Regions from separate parts of the Homo sapiens genome. Here region 1 is linked to region 2. A link is a contact called in ENCODE Hi-C or POLR2A ChIA-PET data. All regions are on one chromosome and are shown on one strand. The core of a region is the stretch at or near the end of the contact, and the rest is flanking DNA. Distances in the headings are between cores, read along the strand shown.

Evidence for each region. Hi-C counts contacts between places; a loop is a spot of excess contacts on that map. ChIA-PET counts read pairs that join two places held with the same protein, here RNA polymerase II (POLR2A). Pooled maps may share reads with other maps.
Region 1: a map of CD8-positive, alpha-beta T cell shows a loop between it and region 2 (13-fold over the local background). The contact joins the promoter of ZNF487 here to the promoter of ZNF248 in region 2. A Hi-C loop is called at or near these places in 1 of 168 maps with a recorded cell type or tissue (CD8-positive, alpha-beta T cell) and 4 of 50 pooled maps. POLR2A ChIA-PET finds 5 or more read pairs at or near these places in 1 of 52 experiments (OCI-LY7).

What each region holds. Positions count from the first base shown.
Region 1 is chr10:43,435,374-43,440,677 of GRCh38, reverse strand. It overlaps ZNF487 (zinc finger protein 487), which reads right to left and starts at 3,567. Exons shown (of 4, transcript NM_001355444.3): 1 at 3,416-3,567. RefSeq lists a silencer at 3,283-3,942 and an enhancer at 4,043-4,112.
Region 2 is chr10:37,855,108-37,860,405 of GRCh38, reverse strand. It overlaps ZNF248 (zinc finger protein 248), which reads left to right and starts at 2,796. Exons shown (of 6, transcript NM_021045.3): 1 at 2,796-3,221; 2 at 3,874-3,971; 3 at 4,069-4,110. The coding sequence starts at 4,096. It overlaps ZNF248-AS1 (ZNF248 antisense RNA 1), which reads right to left and starts at 2,657. Exons shown (of 2, transcript NR_186559.1): 1 at 1,905-2,657; 2 at 1-1,328. RefSeq lists silencers at 2,304-2,853, 2,550-2,926 and an enhancer at 3,244-3,303.

The DNA.
Region 1 (5,304 bases), core at 2,318-4,817, 5.6 Mb before region 2:
TTTTTTTCTTTTTTTTTTTTGAGACAGAGTCTCACTCTGTTGCCCAGGCTGGAGTGCAGTGGCGCAATCTCAGCTCACTGCTGCCTCTGCCTCCCAGATTCAAGAGATTCTCCCACATCAGCCTCCCAAGTAGCTGGGACTACAGGTAAGCATTACCATGCCGGGCTAATTTTTGTATTTTTTGGTACAGATAGGGTTTTACCATGTTGAACAGGCTGGTCTCAAACTGCTGATCTCAGGTGATCCTACCACTTCGGACTCCCAAAGTGCTGGGATTATAGGTGTGAGCCACTGTGCCCGTCCTTAAACTCCTTTGATTAAAAATATAGGCAGGGCACAGTGGTTCACACCTGTAATCCCAGCACTTTGGGAGGCCGAGGCGGGCGTATTACCTGAGGCCAGGAGTTTGAGATCAGCCTGGCCAACATGCCAAAAGCCCGTCTCTACTAAAAATATAAAAAATTAGCCAGGCATGGTGGCGGGCACCTGTAATCCTAGCTACTCGGGAGGCTGAGGCAGGAGAATTGCTTGAGCCGGGCAGGCAGAGGCTGCAGTTAGCTGAGATCTCTCCACTGCACTCCAGCCTGGGCAACATGAGTGAAACTTCGCCTCAAAAAAAAAAATATATATATATATAAAACAAAACTTACCAATTAACCTTTTTAAAGTGTACAGTTCAGTCTTAAGTAGATTCACATTGTTGTGAAACAGATCTCTAGAACATTTTCATCTTGCAAATCTGAAACTCTGTACCCATTAAACAACTTCCCATTCCTCCTTACCGCAGCCTCTAGCAACCACCATTCTACTTTTCTGTTTACATGAATTTGACTACTTCAGATTCTCATATAAGTGGGGATCATACAATATTTGTCCATTACTGGTTTACTTCACTTAACATAATATCGTCAACATTCATCCATGTTGCAGCATATGACATTTTCTTTTTTATTTTCACTTATTTATTTATTTTTGAGATGGAGTCTCACTCTGTCACCCAGGCTAGAGTGTAGTGGTGCCATCTCGGCTCACTGCAACCTCCACCTCCCAGGTTCAAGCAATTCTCCCTGCCTCAGCTTCCTGAGTAGTTGGGATTACAGGCGCCCACCACCATGCCCAGCTAATTTTTGTATTTTTAGTAGAGACAGGGTTTCACCATGTTGGCCAGGCTGGTCTTGAACTCCTGACCTTAGGTGATCTGCCCTCCTCGGCCTCCCCAAGTGCTGGGATTACAGGCGTTAGCCACCGCACCCGGCCATCTTATTTTTATTTTTTGAAGAGATGGAGTCTTGCTCTGTCACTCAGGGTGGAGTACAGCAGTGCAATCATGGCTCACTGAAGCCTCAACCTCCTAGGCACATGTAATCCTCCGACTTCAGCTTCCAGAGTAGCTAGGACTACAGGCACATGCCACAATGCCCAGCTGATTTTTTTTTGAGACGGAATCTCGTTCTGTCACCCAGGCTGGAGTGCAGTGGCGTGATCTCGGCTCACTGCAACCTCGGCCTCCCGGATTCAAGCAATTCTTCTGCCTCAGCCTCTCAAGTAGCTGGGATTACAGGCATGTGCCACCATGCCCGGCTAATATTTTTGTACTTTTAGTAGAGACAAGGTTTCACCATATTGGCCAGGCTGGTCTCAAACTCCTGACCCTCTGATCCACCCACCTCGACCTCCCAAAGTGCTGGGACTACAGGCGTGAGACACCGCGCCCGGCCTGCCCAGCTAATTTTTGTATTCTTTATTTTATTTTATTTTTTGTGGAAACAGGATCTCGCTATGTTGCTCAGGCTGGTCTGGAACTCCTGGACTCAAGCAATCCTCCCACCTTGGCCTCCCAAAGTGCTGGGATTACCAGCATGAGCCGCTGCATCCAGCCAAGATTTTCTTCCTAAGGCTGAATGATATTCTATTGTATATGACACATTTTGTTTATCCATCTATCAATGGACACTGGGGTTACCTCTCCCTTTTGACTATTGCAAATAATGCTGCTATGAACATGACTGTACAAGTAACTGAGTCCCCGCTTTCATTTCTCTTGGATTCAGACCCAGAAGTGGTACTGCTGGATCATATGGCAATTCTATTTGTTAATTTTTTGAGGGAACTGCCATACTGTTTTCCATAGCTGCTGTACCATTTTACATTCTTACCAACAATACACAAGGGTATATTTCTTAATATATGGGGGCTGGGTGCAGTGGCTCACGCCTGTAATCCCAGCACTTTGGGGGGCTGAGGCAGGTGGATCACCTGAGGTCAATAATTCGAGACCAGCCTGGCCAACAAGGCAAAACCCTGTCTCTACTAAAAATACAAAAATTAGCCGGGTGTGGTGGCACGTGCCTGTAACCCTCGTCACTTGGGAGGCTGAGGCAGGAGAATTGCTTGAAGCCAGGAGGTGGAGGTTTCAGTGAGCCAAAATCACGCCACTGCACTCCAGCCTGGGCGACAGAGGGAGACTCCACCTCAAAATATATATATATATGGAACCTAAGACAAAAGCCTGCACTCACCCCTAATCTGCTAAATTCAAGTTCTCTCCATGATGAGGTTTCAAAAGGAATTAGTGCAAAATGTATTTAAGGATATGACCAGAAAGGAGAAAGAAAAAACAAATGGCTATTACACACACAGCAGAAAAGTAACACTAGGAGGCAAAGGAACTCAATGAAGAAATATTTCGGTGGCAGGCGGTGGTTCAGCCTGTAATCCCCGCACTTTGGAAAGCTAAAGCAGGAGAATCACTTGAGCCCAGGAGTTCAAGACCAGCCTGAGCAACATAGTGATACCCCTGTTTCTATTTATAAATAAATAAATAAATAAATATTTCCAACCAAAGAATACAAACTTAGTAAAGCTAATGAAGGAAGAACACAGTGAAGAGCTGCCGATGTAAGAGAAAAAAAGAAAATTTCCGGAGGAAAAAAGTTCAAAGATTTGCAACTATTTCCTCAGAAGGAACTGGGAAAAGGGAGTTTTGAGTAATAAGGCCTTGTGCAAGTTTCTGACTCTTAAGGATGTGAATGTACTGCCTTAAAAAATAAACTAAAAAGAGCCTCTTTTCTCACCACAACTCAACAATCATGAAGGTATCCTTGCAAGTGTGTGTAGACCTCTCATGCCTCCTAGGTCCAGGGTCACTCGTCCAGGACTCTCCCAATATCCCTGCCCAGAGGAAGCGCTTCCTCAGACTCGGTTCCTTCTGGTTGCCCTTGTCTCGCTTCTCTAGGGTGGGCTGGCCGCTCCCGCACTGGGGTCAAAGATCCTCCGGGTTCTCTCTGCCACGACTCGCCCTGATCCCAAATCCCAGCCCCACGGTCCCCACCCCCAGCGGGCCCAGTCCCCGCTCGATCCTGGGTGTGCGGCCCTCGACCTCAGACCCGGCCCCTGCCCGCCGGCCGCCCCTCACCTCGGCCTCGGAGGCTCCACGCTCCCCCTCTCACAGCCCGCACCTCGGCGGTCTCTCGGAGGAGGGAGGAACCCGAGGTACCTGGTAGTCGTAGCTGAGGAACTTACAGGCTTGTTGACCATCTCACCATGGAAACTGCCGCAGCGCTCCCTGGGCGGGGCCGCCGAGGGGCGGGGCCTGCGCGAATCCCGGGCGCCCGCCAGTCCAGCGCTCCCTGCGCTTCCGGAAGCCTTGCTGCTCCCGCGTGCCTAGCGGGGGCTCGGCCCTATGCCACGGGCATCCCACCCTGCTACCAGCTGCCCTCTTGTCCGCTGGCCGGACTCTTACCCCAGCCTTCTTCAGGAAGACACGGCGCAGTCCGGCTTCCCCACGAAAGCGAAGGTCGCTGGGACCGCGGCTGGGCGTCCGGGGGCGGGGCCGCGACGCCATTGTGACGCGCTCGGAGCAGGGCTGGGCCGAGGACCCCGGGCGCTGGAGGGCAGGCCCTAGCCACTGCTCCTGAGGCCCTGGAGGCAGCTGACGCTTGAGGCCGCTGGGCGCCGCAACGTGAGCCCAAAGGACGCCCCGCTTCAAGACTGGCGCAAGAGGAAAAAATGAAGGTCGTTTTCTGCGGAGGATGTTAGGAGAACGAGAACTGCGGGCCAGAGAACTGACCTAGCTTAAGGAGCGCAGGCAGCCTCTGCCGCCGGCTCTTGGGGAGACACGGAGAGGATGGGGTCCCCGCTCCGCATCAGGTCCTCTGACGCACCCCGGCTTTCCAGGAGGTAGGACTGGCCACAGGCCTCCTTCCCAGGGACAAAGTGCAAAGCAGAGGCTGTCAGCAGCGTGACCTTCGCTGCAGGAGAAATACGCGTCCAGTTCGTTTTCGTCAGAGTTCTGCTACATCAGGCCTGCCGTATTTGCTGTACACAAATCAGCCAACTTCCCAGGCCTGGGTGCGGAGGTATTTGTTAAGCACATGCACACAGTTGGAATTAGCAGCCTCAGGGATCAAAAGTTGTCCTTTTTTTTTTTTTTTTTTTTGGAGACGAAGTTTCGCTCTTGTTGCCCAGGCTGGAGTGCAGTGGCGCGATCTTGGCTCACTGCAACCTCCGCCTCCCGAGTTCAAGTGATTCTCCTACCTCAGGCTCCCGAGTAGCTGGGATTACAGTCGTCCGCCACCACGCCCGGTTAATTTTTTTTGTTTTTAGTAGAGATGGGGTTTCACCATTTTGGCCAGGCTGGTGTCGAACTCTTTTTTTTTTTTTTTTTTTTTTTTTTTGAGACGGAGTCTCGCTCTGTCACCCAGGGTGGAGTGCAGTGGCGCGATCTCAGCTCACTGCAAGCTCCGCCTCCCAGGGTCACGCCATTGTCTTGCCTCAGCCTCCCGAGTAGCTGGGACTACAGGCGCCCGCCACCACGCCCGGCTAATTTTTTGTATTTTTAGTAGAGACGGGGTTTCACCGTGTTAGCCAGGTTGGTCTTGATCTCCTGACCTCGTGATCCGCCCGTCTCGGCCTCCCAAAGTGCTGGGATTACAGGCATGAGCCACCGTGCCCGGCCTGGTGTCGAACTCTTGACCTCAGGTGATCCACTGGCCTCGGCCTCCCAAAGTGGTAGGATTACAGGCGTGAGCCACCGCGCCCCTGCCCAAGAGTTGTCATTTCTGTAGCAAAGCAGCTAAGCAATATTCTTTTGCCTGCCACCTAAATGTGATTAGGTGCAGCATCATTAAGAAAAAAAATAAAAAGCCCGGGCGTGGTGGCTTACGCCTGTAATCCTAACACATTGGGAGGCCAAGGCGGGTGGATCACCTGAGATCAGGAGTTTAAGATCAGTCTGGCCTACATGGTGAAACTCCAACTCTACTAAAAATTCAAAATTAGCTGGGTGTGGTGGCACATGCCTGT
Region 2 (5,298 bases), core at 1,547-4,046:
CATTTTTTGCTATGGGTTACTGGTCCCAGTGGCACCAGTTGGTCCATCAGAATGTAAAGTCTGAAAAATAACTCAAACACTAGTTTTAGGTTTTACAATAGTGACATTATCTATAGTGACAATTGGAGATGTTATAAATCTTGTGACCACTGGCTATGTGACTCTGGAGTAGTAAGCAGTTACAAAAAGGCAGATTATAAAAGCAAAAACTGGTTAGAGTTTATGCCTGCATCTTACAGAATTCAGGTTCCTACCAAAATTCTAAACTTGTGGACTTCCACTAGTTTTACAAAAACGGTTTTTGTCCCCAAACAAGGAGGGGGTTAGTTTCAGGAAGGGATCATTATCGTTCTTGTTTTAAAGTTAAACTATAGGCTGGGTGTGGTTGCTCATGCCTGTAATCCCAAGCACTTTGGGAAGCCAAGGTGGGAGGACTGAAGTCAAGAGAGCGTGCTTTCATCTTCATAGCAAGGTCATGAAAGACAAGGTAGGAGCAAGAAACTATTACAAACTGGCCAAGGCTAAGACATGACAAGTAAATGTACTGTGATACTGAGAGACAGGACTAGCTGGATTTCCTAGGCCGACTAAGAATCCCTAAGCTTAGCTGAGAAGTTGACTGCATCCACATTTAAACAAGGGGCTTGCACTTAGCTCACATCCGACCAATCAGGTAGTAAAGAGAACTAACTAAAATGCTAATTAGGCAAAAACAGTAGGTAAAGAAATAGCCAATCATCTATTGCCTAAGAGCACAGCGGGAGGGACAATGATCGGGATAGAAACCCAGGCATTGGAGCCGGCAACAGCTACCCACTTTGGGTCCCCTCCCTTTGCATGGGAGCTGTGTTTTCATTCTATTAAATCTTGCAACTGCACTCTCTTCTGGTCCGTGTTTGTTACGGCTTGAGCTGAGCTTTCGCTCGCTGTCCACCGCTGCTGTTTGCGGCCTTCGCAGACCCGCCGCTGACTTCCATCCCTCCGGATCTGGCAGGGTGTCCGCTGTGCTCCTGATCCAGCGAGGTGCCCATTGCTGCTCCCAAGTTGGGCTAAAGGCTTGCCATTGTTCCTGCACAGCTAAGTCCCAGGTTGGTCCTAATCGAGCTGAACACTAGTCACTGGGTTCCACAGTTCTCTTCCGTGACCCACGGCTTCTAATTGAGCTATAACACTCACCACATAGCCCAAAATTCCATTCCTTGTAATCCATGAGGCCAAGAACCCCAGGTCAGAGAACATGAGGCTTGCCCCCATCTCGGAAGCAGCCCACCACCATCTTGGGAGCTCTGGGAGCAAGGACCCCCGGTGACAATATCCTTGATTGGTTGCTGGAACAGAAAAAGGGCATTAGTGGAAGAACTGCTTAAGTCTGAATAAACTCTGCAGTTCAGTTAATAGTACTTGTACCTATGTTATTTTCTTAGTTTTGATAAATATACCATGGTCATGTAAAATACTAACACTAGTGGAATCTGGGTGAAAGGCATATAGGAACTATTTTGCAACTCTTCTGTAAATCTGAAATTATGAGCAAATGAAAAGTTTAAAAAAGTGGACAATGACCCAGGAGTTGATTTTTTAAATGAAAAGTTGTAACACACGCACATGCTCATAGTGTGCTGAAAATGCCAGATGTGCACGTAAAAGAATGTACGTGTAGTGTAGTTCTGGGTAAAGTATGGTTGGTTTTGGGAAATGAGTGCGTGCTTTCTTCTTCAAATTTGTTACTCAAACGGCTTTTTTTTTTTTAAACATATAAACAATTTTATGTTTGGGTCTTGAATTGCTAGCTTCTGTTTTTCCTTATTCCAGAGAATAACCATACTGGTCACAGATTTTAGTTTTCTCTTCCAGTCTTTCAGTTAAACGTTACCATGCATGATCGTGAATGAATTCAAGCACACCTTTCCTTCTCTTGGCTTGTGTCTAACAGGCACATTGATTTGATCCACAACCTCTGGGGACACTGACAGAATCCTGGTTCCAAGCAGGAGTGGGTAACTGAGACAGTAATCTCTCAACCCACTATACAAGGCTGTTTTGCAGGAGAGCCTTATGATGACCAGCATGATATATAATTGTGAGAAATATACTGAACAATTTATGTGTCAGACACCGGTTTAAATGCTTTTACAACGTAAGCGCCTCCAATTCTCATAAAACCCCTGCTAGGTAGGCACTATCAGCCTCATTTTACAACTGAGGGTTGCGGCCAGAGCTGACAGGCACCGTCTAGCGCCGCTTCCAAGCCCCGCATCGCATCCACCAGCCTAACTCGGGCGCTCGGCCTCTCCCTCTGCGCATGTGCATCCCCGCCTCCCGCTCCAGGCGAGTCCTTCCCTGGACTCCAGTCCCTTGTGGGAAACAATCCCTCGCCTCCGGAGGCGGCGAGGAGCGGCGGGTGAGCCCCGGAGCACTGGGCGAGGGCCAGGGGGTCCCCGCGCTGCCCTGAAGGCGGGCGGGCGGCGGCTAGACCTCGGCGGTGGGGAGGGACCCCTGGCGCCTGCGGCGACGGTGGGACGAGGGCGTCTCTGTCAGAAGGGGATGAGGTCTGGCGTGGGAACGCGAGTTCCGGGGCTCCCGGGGGTCCGTATGCGTCCAGTCCCTGCGCCTGGCGCTCAGCGAAGTCCTGTAGCACGGGGTAGGCAATGCGCACTGGCCCGAAGGGGAGGGAACTGGCTGCGGGGAGGGGACAGCACGCGCGTGCGTAGCGTGTGACGTTTGTTGTGCGCGTGCGCATGGCGTTTGATGTGTGCGTGTGCGCTTTTTGTGCCCTGAGCCCGCGGGGAGGAGGCGGGGCTGCGGGGGAGAGCGACTGCGCCAGGTCCGCGACAAATGAATTAGACACAATTATCCACGGGAGACTCGGTTTTCCTCTCTGTAAATTACGGATATTAGGAATACTTGCCGCCTGGGGTTGTTTTGAGCACTTTCATTGTTTAGGTGCTGTATTTATTGGGTGTGCGTTCCCTGGGAGAGCCCGAGGGAGACGGCTCCTGCACCGGCCCCAAGGGCCTCTCTGCCCGTGGAGTGCAGGAGCGAAGGGGCTGGCCTAGCTGACCACCAGGGCCCCTGCTGGCTCTGACCGCCCTCCTATCCCAAGTAATTATTTACACGTTTCGCGTTCGCTTATGTATTATGTGTAATCATGGCACAGTATCCTGAAGCCGTCGGAGTCTGTGTGCTGGTGCAAGGTCTGGGACAAATTTAAGAAGAGAGAGGTGAGCTGGAGCTGAGGGGTGGGCGCGCAGGCTAACAGGAACGTCACCTCTGGAGAGTCTGAGGGCAGGGACGGGTGAAAGGCTCACGGCCACAGCGAAAGAAATGCTGTTATCACCCCTCCGCGAACACCGGGCACATCCAGATGAGCTGCTGAGCTTCCTCCTCTCTTGGCCTGATATCCCCGCCGGATGGTAGTGCAGTCAGGTCATACTTGGGTTATCTGTTTTGACCTTATTTGAAAGATGGAAAAACAAAATTGAGTTTGAGGAGGTGAGTAGTTCAGATCTTGTCATTCCTTAGAGGCAGAACTGAGATTAGAAGTCAAGTCTGCAGTTTCCCGAGCCACTGCTGCCCATTTTGTTACTCTATATCACAGTTTCTCATTAAAAGATCCTTTTGAGGAATTGTTAGCAAGTTAGAACAAACATTTTTAAACTTGCATTTAACATCCTATCCCTTTTTTTAGAGGTCTTTTGCATTATCTAACCTCAGGGCATTAATGGTGTTAACAGGTAAACAGATAAACAATATGGCCTCAGTTTTTTTTTTTCCCTACAAGGAATTTTGACAAACCCATAGTGTTTTTTCCTTCAGATTACTGTTAACTTGTTAAACTCATCTTTTCATGTTTTTAATTTTTCTGTGTCACAGAACCTAAATTGGTAATAAATCAATAAGAAATATTTACATTCACTCAGTGAAAAGTGTCATGTCTGAGCTCAGCATATATCGGAGCCACACATGGACACGTAAGTATCTTGTGTGTGGACCTGTATAGGCAGGTGAATCTCCGAACTGCAAGGCCGGCGAAGGCTCTCCTGACATTCTTCCTTTCTAATCCTTCAGCTCTCCTTCCTCCACTAAGAGCGGAAAATGAACAAATCCCAGGTGAGATTCTTGTTTCTTTATTCCCAGTTTGTTTAAAAATGGATTTCTGAAGTTTATAAGGGTTTATGTTTTGAAAATGGAAAAATAGAAATAGGCAAAAATTGACATTAAGGGAAATAAAACTGAAGTAGCAAATCCAAAATAGTGCAGTTGGCAAATTAGATGCAGGATTTTTAATTTTGCAGAATTATCCAAGTTATTGTAATATTATCTCTAATTGTTCTAGTAACAATTCTGAAATAAATGCAGTAAATTGTCTATAAGTATTTCTTTGTAGAAACAAAGAACACAGTTACAGAGCAGAACTCAGTGCATATGCTTTTCAGGAGAACAAACGCTGAGGTTTGATGGTCCTGTTTGATCCAGGAATAAAACCTTGACGATGTGGAGGAATGGAGGGACTGCATGTCCTCAAAACAGTTTTCCCTAACTGTTTGTGTCAGCTCGTTCTTATTTCTAGGTTGAATCACTGACAGTTCCGACTTGTTTCTGTGTTTCTCATTTATGTTTCAATCTGATGAATGCAACCTTATTCCCTCACCTAAACTCACCTGAATCAGTTCTGGCAAAGGCCACCAAATCATAGTCAAGGCTAGTGCATGTTTTTGCCTTTGCATTACTTGCCTGGTCTGCTGCATATATTGTTAACCATGGTCTTTGTTTGGAGAGTCTCCTCTGTTGGTGTCTGTAATGCCACCCTCTGAGCTGTCCTTTCCTAACTTTGATTCCCTCCCTAGTCCTCATGAAGGCATCTTTTCTTTTTGCTCCAGGCATTGCTTATGCGTGCATTTCCATCCTTAGCCTACTTAGGTTCTTCTCGGTCTGTTTTTCCTGACTGGTTTCATTTTTTTTCCTTAATAAAGTGCTTTTGAATTAATAATACATTAATGTAATAATACATTACTTTTACTTTTTTAAAAGTATAAGTGATAACAAAAGATGTACATATATATTCACACTCCCTTCCTCTGTTCATGCAGTTTCTCCAGGTAGGGTGACATTTAATCATTAAAACCGAGACATTTTCACTGAGAGTGAAAGAGGTTCTATAAATAATTATGCTGAGACAACTGGCATATATTGGGACAGTCCCAGACTTACTGGAATGTATGGTCAACCTACCAAAGATGTCTATTTTTTTTCTAGTTTTTGGTTTACTTTGCCAGTGTTTCTTTATCCAGTTTAAAG